Regions from separate parts of the Mus musculus genome. Here region 1 is linked to region 2. A link is a loop called in an ENCODE intact Hi-C map of the cell type or tissue named here. Cell type or tissue: left cerebral cortex. All regions are shown on one strand.

Region 1 (8,000 bases), 83 kb after region 2:
GTGTTGGGGACCTCAGGTCCCAGGATCCAGGAGGCGGAGGCGCGCAAGCGGGCATGCGCAGAGTGGGCGGAGGCGGCGGCGATGGCCCGGGGAGGCGGGGGGATCGCTGTTTATTTGCAGCTGGGCCACCGCGGCGGCAGAGCACCGGGCGCCCGGGCGGGGACAGTGGGCGTGCGATGCCTGAGCCAAGCAGGCCGCTGCGCGCCCGGGTCCCGGCCGGGGAGGATGCGCGCTGCGCGGGAGCGGCCGTGCGGGCGGTGCGATGCTGGTGACCCGCGGGGACCGCGGCGGCGGGGAGCGCGCGCCCTCGCGGCGCCCGCGCTGCGGGCTGGTTCCAGCGGGGGCCGCGGCGCTGCTAGCTGGGGCCAGCTGCCTTTGCTACGGCCGCTCGCTGCGGGGCGAGTTTGTACACGACGATGTGTGGGCGATCGTGAACAACCCCGACGTGCGGCCCGGGACACCGCTGCGCTGGGCCATCTTCGCTAACGACTTCTGGGGCAAGGGCCTGGCGGACAGCACCAGCCACAAGTCCTATCGGCCACTGTGCGTGCTGTCCTTCAGGTGAGCCTGTGCGTCCTGGGGTCTAGACGCCTCTCCTTGGAGAAGGGATGGTACGGCGGGGACACTTCTGACAGGTCCCTCGGTACCTCCTCTAGGTTGTTCTCCCCTTTCTCTCAGTTCTACCCCTGGTCTTTTAGTCATCAGCCAGATCCTCCTGGATTTATCTTGTGTTCTGGCTGTTCAGTCTGGTCCTCTAGGTTCTACGCTTTGCATCTCTGCCCTGTTCCGTTCTCCAATCTCTGCCCCAGGTCCTCTGGGCTCTATGCTTGGCGCTCCTGATTCTATCTTAAGTGTTCTCCAGGGTCTGTCCCAGGCCCTCACAACTCTAGTATTCTGTCAGCGCAGCCCCAGATTTTCTCTGAACGAGGTTCTCTCCGCTCTGCCCCGAGATCTCGTTGCTCTGGCTGGGTTCTCTCGGGTCGGACTCTGATCCTATTGCTCCAGGCTTAGTCCTGAATCCACCTGGCTCTACCTCTGGTCATTACCCGGGACAGCTTAAGGTTCTCAAGGCTTTGCTCAGGTTCTGAAGCACTACATCGTTTTCTTCTGGCTCTGTTTTGGGTACTCTCCGCGCTACTCGGGGAGATCTCTGCTCTGCCCTATATCTTCCCAGCTAAACCTAGGTTCTCCCGCGCTTCCTGGCTGCGGAGTTGGGACCGAGTTCTGCCTGCTATGTCCCCCGGGGCTTCAAGGATGGCAGACTTCTCGCTGGAGCTTTTCCTACCCGCGATTAGCGGGTTCCAGAGGGTGGCGATGCTCCAAGTTGTCAGCTTCTCCAGGGAGGTTGTACTGCTGGGCAGATGAGGAATAAAGGGACCGGACCAGGTGGCCTACGATGCTCCTGAAGCTGCTATGCTGTGGGTGTTCCAGGTAGGAGCTAGGGAGAGGTGTCAGGCACCCTACTCTGAGCACCGGGCTTTGCGTACTGGGATGCTAATAGCCTCCCTAACCCGGGCATTTCCAGCCCCAGCCTCTGCATCCCGGGTGCTGCACCCAGCCTCCGGGACCCACACTGAGAACGTGCAAGGGCGCAGAGAGCCCCTTCCCCAGCCCCGGAACCATGACTCAGCATTTCTGGTGTGAAGTAGTGGAACCGGACTGAGAGTACGCATTTGTAGGGTGGTGTATCTGCTTGAATCCTGAGGGAAAGGACGGGTTGGAACCAAACCGATGAGCTCCATCCAGTGTAACTTTGCTCCGCGTTTGAGCTGGTGTGCGTTCAGAACACAGCAGCTCACAGGGTATTAGCTCCGTATTAACTCGTTTTCAAATCTTTGCCATAGGAACCATAGTTTATGGCACTGATCTCTGGGGACAGCTGGCAAAATAACAGTTAGCGTGAGCCTTCAGGCCCAGAGCTTTGGAGAGAAAAGGAAAACCTGCAGCTGTCTTTCACGTAATTCTTTCGAATAAACTAATGTTTTAAAGACGGCGAGAAAATAACACATCTGACTCCCAAGGAGATGTTTTATAAACATTTATCTTTGGAAAGTTGTGTTAGTTTTCATCCCAAAGATAGCCTTAGCTGAAGAGTTTCTCAGCCCTTTTAATTTCCCAAGTGCTTTTTTTCTTTTTTTTAAATCATAAAACTAGGAACGCTTCTTTTTACACTGGATGGACGATAGGCGTTTTCATGGACTGGGTGAGGCTGTTGATTAATTTGAAGGTGTATAAGCTCACTGCACTCCATATGCGGACTTTTTACAGCCCTGGAGCCTACCCTGGTCCCTGGCCTGAGAACAGTTTCCATTTAAAGCGTCAGGGCTGAATGCCTGCTGCTGGAGGACGGGCATAGTAAGTGTAAGGTGCTGGCTGTCCAAGTGTTTTTAATAGTTCCTAATAGGAACTCTGCCAAGCCAGAGGAGGAGGGGCTATCCACCTCCACCTTTTATCACTAGCTTGACTTCATCGCCCCTGCCCCCACCCTGCGGAGGGGTTGGGGATAGTGATGGGGATGGGGATGGGGAATGAACAGGGCTGGCAGAATGGGGAAAAGGAAGGATATGCAACCTGTTTCTGGTGCAGTTGTCTAAGACTGTTGCTCTTTGGTTTTGGGTTTTTTTTTTTTTTTTTTTTTTTTTGGTTGTTTGGTTTCTTTCTTTCTTCCTTTCTTTCTTTTTCAACTTGTCACAAGCTAGGTTCATCTAGGAAGAGGGAAACTCAGTTGAGAAAACGATGCTCCCATCAAATTGGTTGGTAGGTAAGCTTGTGTGGGCATTTCCTGATTAATGATTGATGTGGTGTCATTCATGGGCTGAGCAAACCAGTAAGCTCAGCCCACTGTGAGTGGTGTCATTCCTGAGCTGAGCAAACCATGTTGGTTCCTGCCTTGACTTCGCTAAATGATGGGACTATGGTGCAGACCTGTAAGGTAAATAAACCTTTTTCTCCCTAGGTAGATAGATATTGTGTGTGTGTGCACGTGTGTGTTGTGTTTATCACAGCAATAGAAAGCAAATAGAGACACAGAGGAATCTCCCCCTCTTTTTCTTTTCTTTTCTTTTTTCTATTTGTTTGTTTTTGTTTCTTTGTAGACAGGGTTTCTCTGTATAGCCCTGGCTGTCCTGGAACTTACTCTGCAGACCAGGCTAGCCTCAAACTCAGAAATCCGCCTGCCTCTGCCTCCTGAGTGCTGGGATTAAAGGCCTGCACCACCACGCCCAGCCCCTCTTTTTCTTAATGGGCCAATTGAGCTGTGAGTCTACAGAGCACAGGGTGTGATTTGGAATAGTTACCTCATCTGGAAGAGAAAGCATCGCAATCCCCTCTGCTCCTTCGGTCACTTTCAGTTAGAATGGCCAACTCATCTATAGTAAATGAAGTGTGCCCCATGGTCCAGTGCAGCAGCAAGAAGCTCAAGGTCCTTGAAGACTTCAGATACTTTTAATAGTTTGTTTTTCTTTCTTTTCTTTTACCTTCTTCTTTGTTGTTGTTTGTTTCTTGAGATATGCTCTCACTCCATAGCTCGGGCTGGCTTGGGATTCACTATGTAGTCCAGGCTAGCTCTTTACTGATCATAATCCTGCCTCAGCCTCCTAAATGCTGAGATTACACATTCAGTGAGCCACCACGCCTAGTTAGATCTGCATAATTTGAACCTGCAAGAAGGGATGGAAAACTATTTTATTTGGTATGCATCAAGCATTGGCCTAGTGTCCTGGTTAGTTTTTATGTCAACTTGAAACAAATTAGAGTCATCTGTGAGGGAGATGACTTTAATTGAGAAAAGGCCTCCATAGTATCAGGCAGTAGGCAAGCCTGAAAGGCATTTTCTTAATCAGTGATTGATGTGGGAGTATGCAGCCCATTCGTGTTTCCACCTCTGGGCTAAATGGTCCTGGGTGCTAGGAAATTAACATTTCTATGAGATACCCCATCCCCTAAATTTCATCAGCTTTTGAATGCATATTTTATTTATCTTGGTGTATATTTAGTTCTCTGCAGTTTCATGACAGGCATCAATTTCTGAGATTCTACTACAGTCACAATGCCTAGAGCACTTCCATCTTGTGGATGATATACTTCCTCACTGTAGCCATGCGCCTAAGATCTAACACCTAATCAATAAAACTCCCACTTGACCCAAGACGACCACGAATTCTCCATCTCTATAGTTTTATCATAGCAGAATTGTTTCATACATACTTTATTGAGGTTGGTTTCTCTCTCTCTCTTTCTCTCAGCATTTCTTTGGAGCCTTATTCAGATGTTTGTGTGCAATGAAGAGTTAATTCCTTTTCACTTCTGAGTGGTATTCCACTGTATAGATGTCCCGTAGTTTATCCACTTTCTCTATTTTTGTACCTTATATTTTTGTTCTCATAGAACCCCAAATCAAATTTTAAAAACTTTTCTTAATAAAAGTAAGTTTATATCCTTGATACATTGACTGTGTGTCACATATTGCATGGGAGGTAGTAACCCCCTTAAGAACAAACATAATTGATCTGGAGAGCTGGCTCAGCAGTTAAGAGCTCTGACTGCTCTTCTAGAGGTCCTGAGTTCAATTCCCAGCAACCACATAGTGGCTCAAAAACATCTGATGCCCTCTGGTGTCTCTAAAGATAGCTACAGTATACTCATATAAGTAAAATAAGTTAATAAACCCTTTTTAAAAAAGAACAAACATAATCAAGTGATACATAATTCTTTTGTCTGGACAAATGCTCTGTATAAAGAATAACAGTGGCACCTGCTTAGTAAACAGCCTGATCATGTTTCTCACATAAAGGGTTAAGTTGACTGAGGAAAAGTTTACCAGATCATAACAATTTCAAGGACCAGAGCAGGGAAACAAGTTGTGACAGGATTGTACTCTTCACTTTAGCTATCAACATTGAGACTGTTTCTAGAACGCCCTTCCCAGGGTGGCTCTTCCCAGGGTGCTAGGGCTGGCCCCAGAGACCCTGGGGGGTTTCACACCTCATTTACTGTAGAAGAGTTGGCCACTCTAACTGACAGTGACCAAAGGAGTGGAGTGGCCATGGTCAGGCAGAGAAGGTTGGTGCAGGTTTTCAGGCTGTGGGGTCTCATGCAGATTAAATATGAAGTGCTGACTACTCCTGGAGGTGACATCACTAGCTCGGGTTACAGGCCTGCTGACTCCCTCAGCTCCTTTTCAGTTGCTGAGGGTGCCAGTACCAAGATATTCTGGCATGTGGTATCTGTGGTGCTAGTTCATCAGCCCTCTTGCCCAGTCTTAAACGCTCCTGAGCAAGGACGTGCAGGAATATTTTTAGACGGAAGTAAAGGAGAAACAAAGAGTGTTTTCCTTCTCCACAGACCTCACACACTTTTGATTCTGCTTCTGTTTTTACCCTTAATTTCTTTTTTATTGGTGTTTATTCAGTGTACATAACTGGGGTCGGAGGTCTTCACAAAGACTGTTTTCACTCGAGTGTATCCTGTACTGACACTGTATCCCAGCCCATATCCTCCCCTCCTCCCCTTTGTCTTAGCTGCCCCCTTACCTCTTCTCTGGGCTCACCTGCATGCCATGTGTGTGTGTGTGTGTGTGTGTGTGTGTGTGTGTGTGTGTGTTATATCTATAAACTCCAAGTTCTACCTGTGAGAGGAAACATCTGATAGTTGATTTTTCTGATCTGCAGTTGCGTCCATTTTCCTGTGAAGGACATAATGTCATTTCCCCACCCTGGTCACTACCTCTGAAATCAGGAGGGATGCATTAAACGTTTCTGTAGATACTAAACTGACAGAACAGAAGGCCACAGTGCCCATAACACCCCTTGAAAAATTGCTTTGATTGATTTAAAAGGTACTTAGTGTTTTCATTTTATCCTCTTGGGAAGAAGTTCCTGTGGAAATTTCCATTAAGTCAGTGAATGGAACCTGCCTGAAGAGACTATAGTCTTCAGCACTGAAGATGGGGAAGCTAAGGCTAATTACAGGACCTTAAACTCATGGTTTTTCTTTCCATGTTTAGGCTATTAGATCATTGTTTGCTGTAAAGTTTTACTGAACACTCCTGATACTAACATAAATCATAAGAGTGAAGTGGGTGGCTTAAATGTCAGAGCTAAAAAATAGAATATGTTAATATGTGTGTTGTGGGGACCTGCAATGCTTTAATGCCTGATAATGACAGATTTTACCAGTAGTTTGCATCTTAGTAGCCGTAGCATTCTGCCAACTCTGAGAATGTGCAAGCATTAGCTATCATCACCTACACCCAAGGACCGTGAAATGTTCATCTTGTGTCTACTCCTACTGATCTGACCTCTTTGAGGTCTTGTTGTCAGGCAGTCTGTCTCTGCAGGGGTGACAACTGCTCTCTGTCCTATTCTAGACAATAAGTGAAGATGGCCTGGGATGTTTGATTAAGGTACCCAGGGTGGGTGTTCTCTGATGGAGACATAGACAAGTAAAAAAAAGGATTGAAGGCAGTAAAAACTCTAGTGGGGCAGGAGGGAAATGACATTAGAGAACAAACAAAACCACCCTGCCCTGAAGTCATGAGAGTGGGAGAGCTGGTCCAGCCCCTCTGTCTGCAGCACTTGGGAGAGCAGGCCCTGTACCTTGCTTGGGCAGCACAATATAGTTGACCCTGCTAAAGTGATCTTCGGTGAGCTTGCCCCCTATGGCATGAGAGCAGGAGAGTTGGCTCTACCCTTTGCCAGCTGTGGTGTTGGGTGAGCTAGCTAAGGCAGTGCTTGGAGAGCTCACCCTGGTGGTGTGGATGCAGGAAAGCTGGTGGGCTGACCAACTCAGCTGCCACCTAGCCCCAAATCCAGGGCTTTGAGCTGGCCTACCCCATCTGTTAAGGACTAAAGCATGTAAAAGAGCTGGTTCCTGCAGATCCAAAGCTGCAGGATCTTCATGACACAAGACAGCAGCAACAGGATATCTTAGAGGATCCAGGATTGATGGTGTAGCAGGAGCCAGAGGTCTCAAACCAGACCCATGACTCATTGCGATGAACATTTGCAAGTGAAGATGTGTTGACAAAGGGTATTTTGGGACACACTGTCACACATTACAGCTTCCACAAGGAGATTTCTTTTTTCTTCGAAGGGGAGGTTGCAAGGGTGGAGGGCAGGTACGAAAAGACAGGGAGATGAGTGGGATTGGGATGCATGATGGGAAATTCACAAAGAACCAAGAAAGAAAGAAAGAAAGAAAGAAAGAAAGAAAGAAAGAAAGAAAGAAAGAAAGAAAGAAAGAAAGAAAGGAAGGAAGGAAGGAAGGAAGGAAGGAAGAAAGAAACCCCAAACTTTGAAAATTTCTATACTACAAAAAAAGCCCTGGAGGTAGAGACTGTGATCATGTCACAGGGTGAAGTTGAGACCTCAGTCTGGTTGTATAGGAAGCCAGGAACAGAGTACTAAATTGAGGGGTGGGGGAGGATTTACAAGTTTGTCCCCAAAGCAAATCAGGGAATGCCTTCAAAAGTAATCTGTTTTTATCGACAAATATCCTTCTATTTTCTTTGCAGCCACACTCTTACTTTTTCCAGGTTTGCGTGTAGTCAGTCATTCCTCTTTTTGAGGACTGAGGAATGCTTGGTCACACCAAAAGAATGGTAGTGTGTCCCTCTCACTGATAAGACGTGGCTTCTGCCTGCAAAGTCCTGGACTCTACCCTGTGGTCTAAGCTGTCGTCTCCACCCAGCACCCTGGAACCCTTGTTCCTTTACAGAGCAGACTGCTGCTGAGGGCCTCTGCAGTGAGCTGTCTTCTAGAAAGCCCTTCCCCATGCTGGGCAGGGCCAGCTTTCTCTGTGCTTTCAGGGTCTGCTCAGACATCACTTTGTCACAGAGGCATGCCCAGGACTCCTGATCTGCACCCGCTCCCTGTTTTCACTTTCACTTTCTTATGCTGGTCTGTTAGTCACCTTTTCAGCACTGTGACAGAATATGTGAGATTAGTTAAGCGAGGATGAAAAGGAGGGAGGGAGGAAGGGAGGCAGGGAGAGAGGTACGT
Region 2 (8,000 bases):
TATATATATATATTATGTTTAAAAGGTGACAGGAGCTTCATTTTAGAATCAATAATAAGATTTAATTTGAATGAACCTCAAGGTTATATTGGTATGAAATTGTCTCATTTCAGACACTGGTGACACTATGATTTTTGCTGTATCTAAAGGTGGCATCCTCTGCCAGCATTTCTTATATTAAACACAACTCTAAAATGCTATGAGACTTGAGAATTAAATTGAAATTTTGAAAGATTAGTTCTTAAGCTTTTTGGGCAATTGATTTTTGCATGGAAGGAATGAGCAGCTAGTGAGTGCCTGTCCTCTCTCTGATTTTTATATTTTAAGTTCTAGTGGTAACTGGAGATAGTTCTGCAATTCTGAACACCCCCCGCCCCTCAAGGCTCATGCACTGAAGGCTGGTCCTTAATGCAAGCAGCATTCAGAGGAGGTGTAGTGGGGAGATTACAAGGACTCTGGATTAATCTATTGATGGAGTCACAATTTGAATGGACTATTGACGTGGTCTTTTTGGGGGCAGTAGGTCATGGGTTGTGCCTTGTGTCTTTCCCTGTGCCCTGTTGTTAAGGACTCGTTCCTTCCTGGATCCCATGAACTAAACAGTCCACCATTCTGCCTTCTCTGCCTCTATTATATCCTGCCTCAACTCAGGTCCACAGCCTGAATTACTAGCTAAATCCTCTGAAACTTGAGTCAAATGACAGCTTCCTCCATTGAGCTATTTACTGCAGACATTCTTGTCACAGGACAGCTCCAGTTTCCATTCAGAACACAGAGAATGTGTTAATGGGGAACCTGTGATTCTACAGCCTTAGAGCAATCAATACCCCTTTATCATCCCAGTCACCTGTGCTGTGTGAGGTCCGTGTTTATAAACCTTCATCAGTTGGTCACAACTCGTGAAATCCTTTGTCAATCCCATCTTTTTATCTATCCACATGACCCAGCTCATACTTATTGTAGAGGTTCACATCTGGCTAAGGGTACATAAGATGCTTTTACAGATAGCTTAGACTCAATTTCCCACACGTAATATTCCAGAGGAAAAATATCTAGCATCTGATTGAACACATTCTCTTTGAGGATCAATTGACCTCCCTGAACCTACTGAACGGAAATCTGTCTGTCTCCGGTGAATCTGAACTTGATTGGCCTTGCCTTTCTGTTTAGAACAGGCCATAGGCATCACACTAATCTTTACACCAGTTTTAAGCAAATGTTCCTCCCCCCTCCTCTGTGGTCCTCCTCTGCCCACATTTCCATATGGTTATCTTCCGGTAACTGTGTTTTGCCTTGCTGCATTTCTAATCTCTCCTCATTAAAACATGGAATCTGGAAGAGAACATGCATTTTAACCTGCTGTTCAAGTACCAGAAGAAAGAGAACTCTTCCTTGCTGAAATGATCCTGAGCACCTGGAATCGTCCCTGAACAAACACTCTGTTCCCAACACAAATCTCTTTGCTTTTTGTTGCTGTAACATTAGCAAGCTATTCAGCTATGTCTCACTCATAGCAAACCAGACCTGAAAAGAATTCATTTTGTTTATATAGCTGCCCCTTGGTTTATGAGGGCTATATTAGTATGATCCCATCATAAATTGAAAACGGTGGGGTGAAAGCATTTGTATAATATCCTCAACCTAGGAGACATCATGACTTAGGCTACCCTGAATATGTCAGAGGGCTTCCAGTTGGCCAGTGGCTGAGTGAAATCATTTTACGTAAAGACTATTTTGTGATAGTGCCTGATGTCTCACTTAGCACATTGACGGAAACAGTAACACCCAAAACACTGTCTACAAAGTACACTGTCAAGTAGCAGTTGCTTCCCTAGGTCACAACTGTGATAGGCAGCTGTCATCCATACCACAGCCTGATGTGATGGCTTAAATGATAATAGCTCCCTAACCTCATATATTTGAATACTCTGTCCCCAGTTGGTGGAATATTTTGGGGAGAGTTAGGAGGTATAGTCTTATTGGAGAAGGTGTGTCACTGGAGGTAGGTTTCAAGCTTTAAAAAGCTATTGCCATACTTCCTACTTGTGGATCAAGATGTAAACTCTGTCAGCTACTGCTCCAGCATCATGTCTACCTGCCTGCTGTCATGCTCTCTGCCATGATGATCATGGATTCCAACCCTCTTTTATACGTTGACTTGATCACAATGTTTTGACACAGCAACTGAAAAGTAACTAAGACAGCTGGTGTCACAGGATTGTTGCATTACATACCAAACTGGCCCTAGAAAAGATCAAAATTTAAAGTACAGTTTTGAAGAAATGCAAATTGCTTTTGTAACATCTTCACATGTGTTCTTGTTCATGGGTGAGTGGGTAAACATATGTGTAGGTGGGTGAGCATGCATGTGTTTGCTCATGCACATGGAGCCAGAGTTCAATCTTGGGTTTTGGTCCTCAGGCACCATTTATATTATGTTTTGGAGACAGGGTCTCTCATTGGTCTCTTTTTGTGCTGTCTAATGTGATACTTGGCATTTTTGTCTGGCATCTGACTGAAAGCATTTCCCCTGTCTAAGTTATTAATTCTGTCAAAAATAATAACTAATTTGGAGTAGTTATCTAAGTAATCAAAAAAAACCCCTAAAGATGTCAGTATTTCTTGTACTACTGAGCACTTACATCTATGTAGCATCTCTGTCCATTTTTAATTCAGTTGTTTGTCTCAATTGTTTGTTGTGACTGGGCTGTGTGGATTTCTTATGTGCCATGGATAGTAACGCCCCTTCAGTAGTGTAGCCCAGTGTAATTTTTTTGGTAGTACAGGCTAAATTCTCATTTTCTTCGTTGTTTTCATCTGTTCACGTCTGAACTGAATCTTGCACAGAAAATTGACTCTTCCTGTGTAGGAAGATGAATGAATATATGATGGACAGATTGGTAGATGTGTGAAGGTGACTCTGAGAAGATTCCTACCTCTGGTTATACAAGTGAACATGAATCTAATTACTGCTTCTGTGAAGGTCTTTGCAGATTGACTTCAAGTCCAGAACCAATTGACCTTAAACTGTAAAGGTTACCTGGGCAAACCTGAGTCAATCTTGTGAAAGCTTCAATGGGGCAGAGGAGAAAGGAAGAGGGGCCTGAAGAATTTGACACATGAAAATGAGTCATGCTCCATTATTTGTTTGAAGACACAGAAGAAGGAATGTGGAGGGTCTGCAACTCCCATCTTTCCATCTGTTGCCAACAAGGCCATGGGGGCATTGTCCCTTTGTTTCCCACCTACCCCAAATAAGAATAAGCCTGACCAGAACATTGACATTGGTCTTGTGAGACACTAACAAGAAAATCCACTTTAGCCTTAGAACTCTGACCCACCTCACTGTCCCTTAATACATGAGGTACTAGTTACAGTGTGACATAACATAGCATTCTAGCCACATGCTCATATATCAGGTGCTTATACACATATATCTTCCCCTGTTTTCTTGTTATTTTAGAAAATGTCCGCATCTTTTATGTTATTTCATAGTCTTCATACATACTACCTTAGGTGCTAGCTAGCTGTTCTTAAGTGAATGGATTAGAGGTTATTTAATAAGTACCTATTGTTGGTGATCTGGTTTTCTTTCTATTTTTTTAATACTTCATTTTTTAAAAATTTATGTGTGGATCTGTGTTAGTGCACACACATGTATGTGGGTGCCTACAAAGACCAGAATATAGCATCAGATCTTTGGAGCTAAAGTTACAGACTGTCATGTGCTGAGTGATGTGGGTGCTAGGAAGTAAACTGGTTCTCTGGAAGAGCAGCAAGTACTCTTAACCACTGAGCAATCTTTCCATATGTTTTTGTTTCCATTTTTGAGAAAAAGAATATCTTCATGTACCTGACTTCCTAACGGGGGGTAGTCAACTTAAGACAGATTCAGAAGGGTAGAAATCCTAGGTCATAAAGCACAAGGGCATGTGGTCCAGTCTGTGAATAACTAAGTCAGTGCAATCTTCTCTGAAGGCATCTAGGCATACACAGTTACTATGCCTGAAGATGGAGATCAGGTGGAGCAAAGGCATGAGTCTGTGGATGAAGAAAGCTGCAAACAAATGTAAAATATAGCAAAGTTGTTTTTATTTTTCTTCCCTTTCTGTGTTTTCCTGACAGTGCTGTAGTCCCATGGGTGCTGGCTCACACCAGACTTTTTCTTTAGCTGTTATTTAATGATATGGGCATTTCTGCTTTGAAGTGATATTTCTCTGTTTGTCACAGTTTGGTGTTGATGACACCCTCTTAGCTGCTAAGGAAATCCAAGATTATAAAAGAGACATTTGCTGAGTCGGGAGATAGCAGAGTGCCAGATCCTTTTCTGTATTTGAAAGATGACTCAGTAGTGGAGATGAAGAGAGTCTCATGAAATGTCAGCTTTTGAAATAGTGGGTCTTAAATGACATGTATCTTAAAAGAGATAACTAGGACTAAATCTCCCTTGGTACTTTTTTGTATAAGTTTCTTTTCCCTATGTTGTGGGCAAATAGCTGACATGAAGCAAGGGCAGGGAGCTGGCTTTATTTGGGCTCACAGTCTAGGGAAGGAACTATCTGTCATGGTGGGGATGGCATGACAGCAGATGTATAAGGTAACCTTTCACTTTGCACTCAGTCAAGAAACAAGAGAGAGAGGATGTGGGATGGACTATCAGATCTCAAGGGCCACTTCAGTGACCCACTCCCTACAGCCATGGATTTGATAACCCTCCCAAACCACACCTTCACCTGGGAGCCAAGTATTCAAACCTCTAAGGACAGTTCAAACTCAAACCACCATGGTCCGTGCTTAGTTTCTCTTTGCTACCAGAGCAATAGCCACACAGGGATCACATAGAATATCAGAGATTTATCTGTGTTACCTTTAGAGGCCAACAATCAGAAATAAAGAATTGGCAGGGCCATACTCCCTATGGATACTCCAGAAAAGAATCCTTTCCAGTTTGTCCATCTTCTGGTGGCTCTGATGTTGCTGGCTTCTTGTGATGACATCATTATAATCCACCTTCATCTCTGCATAGTCCTCTCCTCTTTGCCTCTCTTTTTGTCTCTGTTTGATAAAGACATTGGATTCAGGGCTCAGCTTGGCATAACAGGATGATGTCATCATGAATTTTCTAACCAATTATATCTGCACAGCTCATTGTTCCATATTCAAAGAGTCCAGGGATAGATTTGTAGGTAGACATGGCTTTTTAGATCTAAAACATCAGTTCACAGAAATCTTTAATTTACTACAATTCTACTTATTATCTGATATTTGTTCATGAGAGATAATTTATGACTCATTATCAAAGACCCCAGGGTTGAATTTGTAGGTAGACAAAGCTTTGTGGATCTAAAACATCAATCTACTAGAGTCTTTAATTTACTACAAATCTTTCTTATATTTGTTCATGAGAGATAATTTATGACTCATTATTAGCCAGACTGAAAATATTTTTAGAGAGTACCTAAATGTATGATCATGATGGAAAGTGGCTTTCCTTTTTGGCTCCTCTGAGTCCAGCTCTCTCCCCCTCATCTGGACTCATAGGTGTGGAATGTCACTCATATCCTTCCATGCAACAAACATACATTGGTGATTACCTACTCTGAAACACACAAACAGACATTGGTAGTATAAGGCTTACCTGTTTCCGTACACACATCTACCAACATGGCTGCCCATGTGTACCTCCTCCTGCATGACTAACTTAGGCCTCCCCACAGATACAGATTTGGGGGACATGCTGTTGGATCCAGCACACTACTACCCAGAGATGAACAATACTTCCTCAGAACCATTCTCTACCCCACTTAAATAAGGTAATTTTACATGGATTTGATCTTTTCCTTTGGAATCCATGAAGCCTGTGGAGATGTTCTCAAGGCTGTAAAGCTGAAAAAAGCCCCACACTCCAGGATCTCCCGCAATCATGGGCAAATTGAGACCAGGACTTTGATTTCCCCAAAAAACCTAATGAGGCTATGGGTGAAAGATCTAGCTAGACCATATCTGCAGCCCTGAAGAATTCACATTTTCTGAGATGGCCTCTGCCTACCCTGCGTGAACTTAATAATGCTCCAAGCTTTATCTTACTCCTAGCTTATAAGGTGCCTGGTGGCTTCTGGCCCAGGTGAGCCAGTACTCTGGACTATTCTTGTGACTAGCAGCACCTTGGGTTAACTGTTTGACCATGGTTTCAGGTATCCAATGTGCTCAAGAAAACAGCTAATTTGCAGTCTCCCCAGATGTTTTCCACTATAAAAATGAGAGCCATGGCCTCTTATCTTGCTACATCTTCCAACGGAAACAAGAAGTTGTCTTAGGCATTTTAATATCTACCACTGAAGCAGATAAATGTGGGAAGGAATGGTCGGTATTTCTACATGGTTGATCTTGACATAAGCATCCAGCAAATTTAGTGAGTCACAGTGGCTGGCATATAGATGAGCAGGTATTAGGTAGATAATGCCTTCGCCAATTTACTTTCCTTACCAATATAAGCCATAGTTTTAATTTTCTTCAGTCTTTTGTATATATTTAATTTGTTGTTCTCTATTAATAAAACAATTTAAAAGGAGAGAAATTAGGCAGAAATAAAAATAAAATATTCTAAAGAGCTCAGACTTACTGGCCAGCTGTGTGATTTGCATGTTTTGTTTTTAGTTGGTGCTGGTGAAGAAGACTGGCAATAACTTGTGTGTTGAGAGATGCTCATGCTAGCCAGGTGCATCTTTTAAGCCAATATCAGTGACTCAAGCTATGCCACAGAACCAACAGTCTGGACTTTGCAGGAAGCATGGGATGCTGGCAGGACCCTTGGACCTCTGGCTGTGTTTTTTCTTAATCTCCAACCTCAGCCTTGTAATAATTGCCCAATTTTTTTCAATTGTATCTCAGGAAGCAAATAGTGTGGGTGATTGTTTTGTTTTGGAGACAGGGTTTCTCTGTGTAGCTCAGGCTATCCTGGACTCACTCAGTAGACCAGGCTGGCCTCAAACTCAGAAATCCAGCTGCCTCTGCCTCCCAAGTGCTGGGATTAAAGGCATGCGCCACCACTGCCTGGCTGATTTTTTATTTTTTTTTTTAAGGAACAGGCTTTCTTTACATTACTTCTGTAAGATTTTATAGTCACAAGTCAAAAATCCAGAGACACGGGTGCAGAGTAGATACCAACTTCTACAGAGGACATGTGAACCTCCATTATTTAGTGGTTAAAAGCCATTGGCTTCTGACAATTTAACTCCTGCTGATAGCAGCTGGGGATTAAGGAAAGAAAAAAAAAAAGGCTTAGTTGCCTGGGCTCTTTTCTCTCTGGCTAAGGTCCTGTCTTAGTCAGGGTTTCTATTCCTGCACAAACATCATGACCAAGAAGCAAGTTGGGGAGGAAAGGGTTTATTCAGCTTACACTTCCATACTGCTGTTTATCACCAAGGAAGTCAGGACTGGAACTCAAACAGGTCAGGAAGCAGGAGCTGATGCAGAGGCCATGGAGGGATGTTCTTTACTGGCTTGCTTCCCCTGGCTTGCTCAGCCTGCTCTCTTATAGACTACCAGCCCAGAGATGGTCCCACCCACAAGGGGCCTTTCCCCCTTGATCACTAATTGAGAAAATGCCTTACAGTTGTATCTCATGGAGGCATTTCTTCAATTGAAGCTCCTTTCTCTGTGATAACTCCAGCTGTGTCAAGTTGACACAAAACTAGCCAGTACAGGCCCCCTCACTGGCCAGGTGAGAGGCTCCAAGTTCATTAACTCTTCTTGAGTCAGAGAGGACAAAAAAGGAAGTAAAGAAAAAAAGTCAGATATGCGTGCACATACACACTGGCCAAGTCCCACCATCTGTTTCAATTCCACAAGTACCCATGTATATGTATGTACATACACATATACCTACATACATATGTATGGACAGATATATAGACAGACATATACATATATACACACATTTGTGGGATAGATGGAGCAGAGTTTCAAAAGCCACACTTTATTTCTTCTCTCTGGCAATT

The links. Peaks named below come from ENCODE experiments on the same cell type or tissue, not always from the same donor. Only the 100,000 strongest peaks of a DNase experiment are listed, where the experiment ranks them.
Region 1: it touches region 2 in a loop (2.1-fold over the local background); 2 of 42 quality-filtered maps call a loop at or near these places.

Annotation. Positions count from the first base shown.
Region 1 is chr6:148,436,462-148,444,461 of GRCm38, reverse strand. Tmtc1 (transmembrane and tetratricopeptide repeat containing 1) reads left to right here and starts at 110. Exons shown (of 20, transcript NM_198967.5): 1 at 110-561. The coding sequence starts at 263. In left cerebral cortex, a CTCF peak has its summit at 4,629 (motif pointing left); DNase peaks (open chromatin) are centred at 1,317, 1,437, 1,673, 2,360 and 3 more places; H3K4me3 peaks cover 3,014 bases; H3K27ac peaks cover 2,517 bases.
Region 2 is chr6:148,519,337-148,527,336 of GRCm38, reverse strand. No RefSeq gene overlaps it. Among named protein-coding and RNA genes, the nearest start is that of Tmtc1, 79 kb to the right of the region's middle. In left cerebral cortex, no CTCF peak of the experiment used is centred here; DNase peaks (open chromatin) are centred at 1,232, 3,781 and 4,284; H3K27ac peaks cover 726 bases.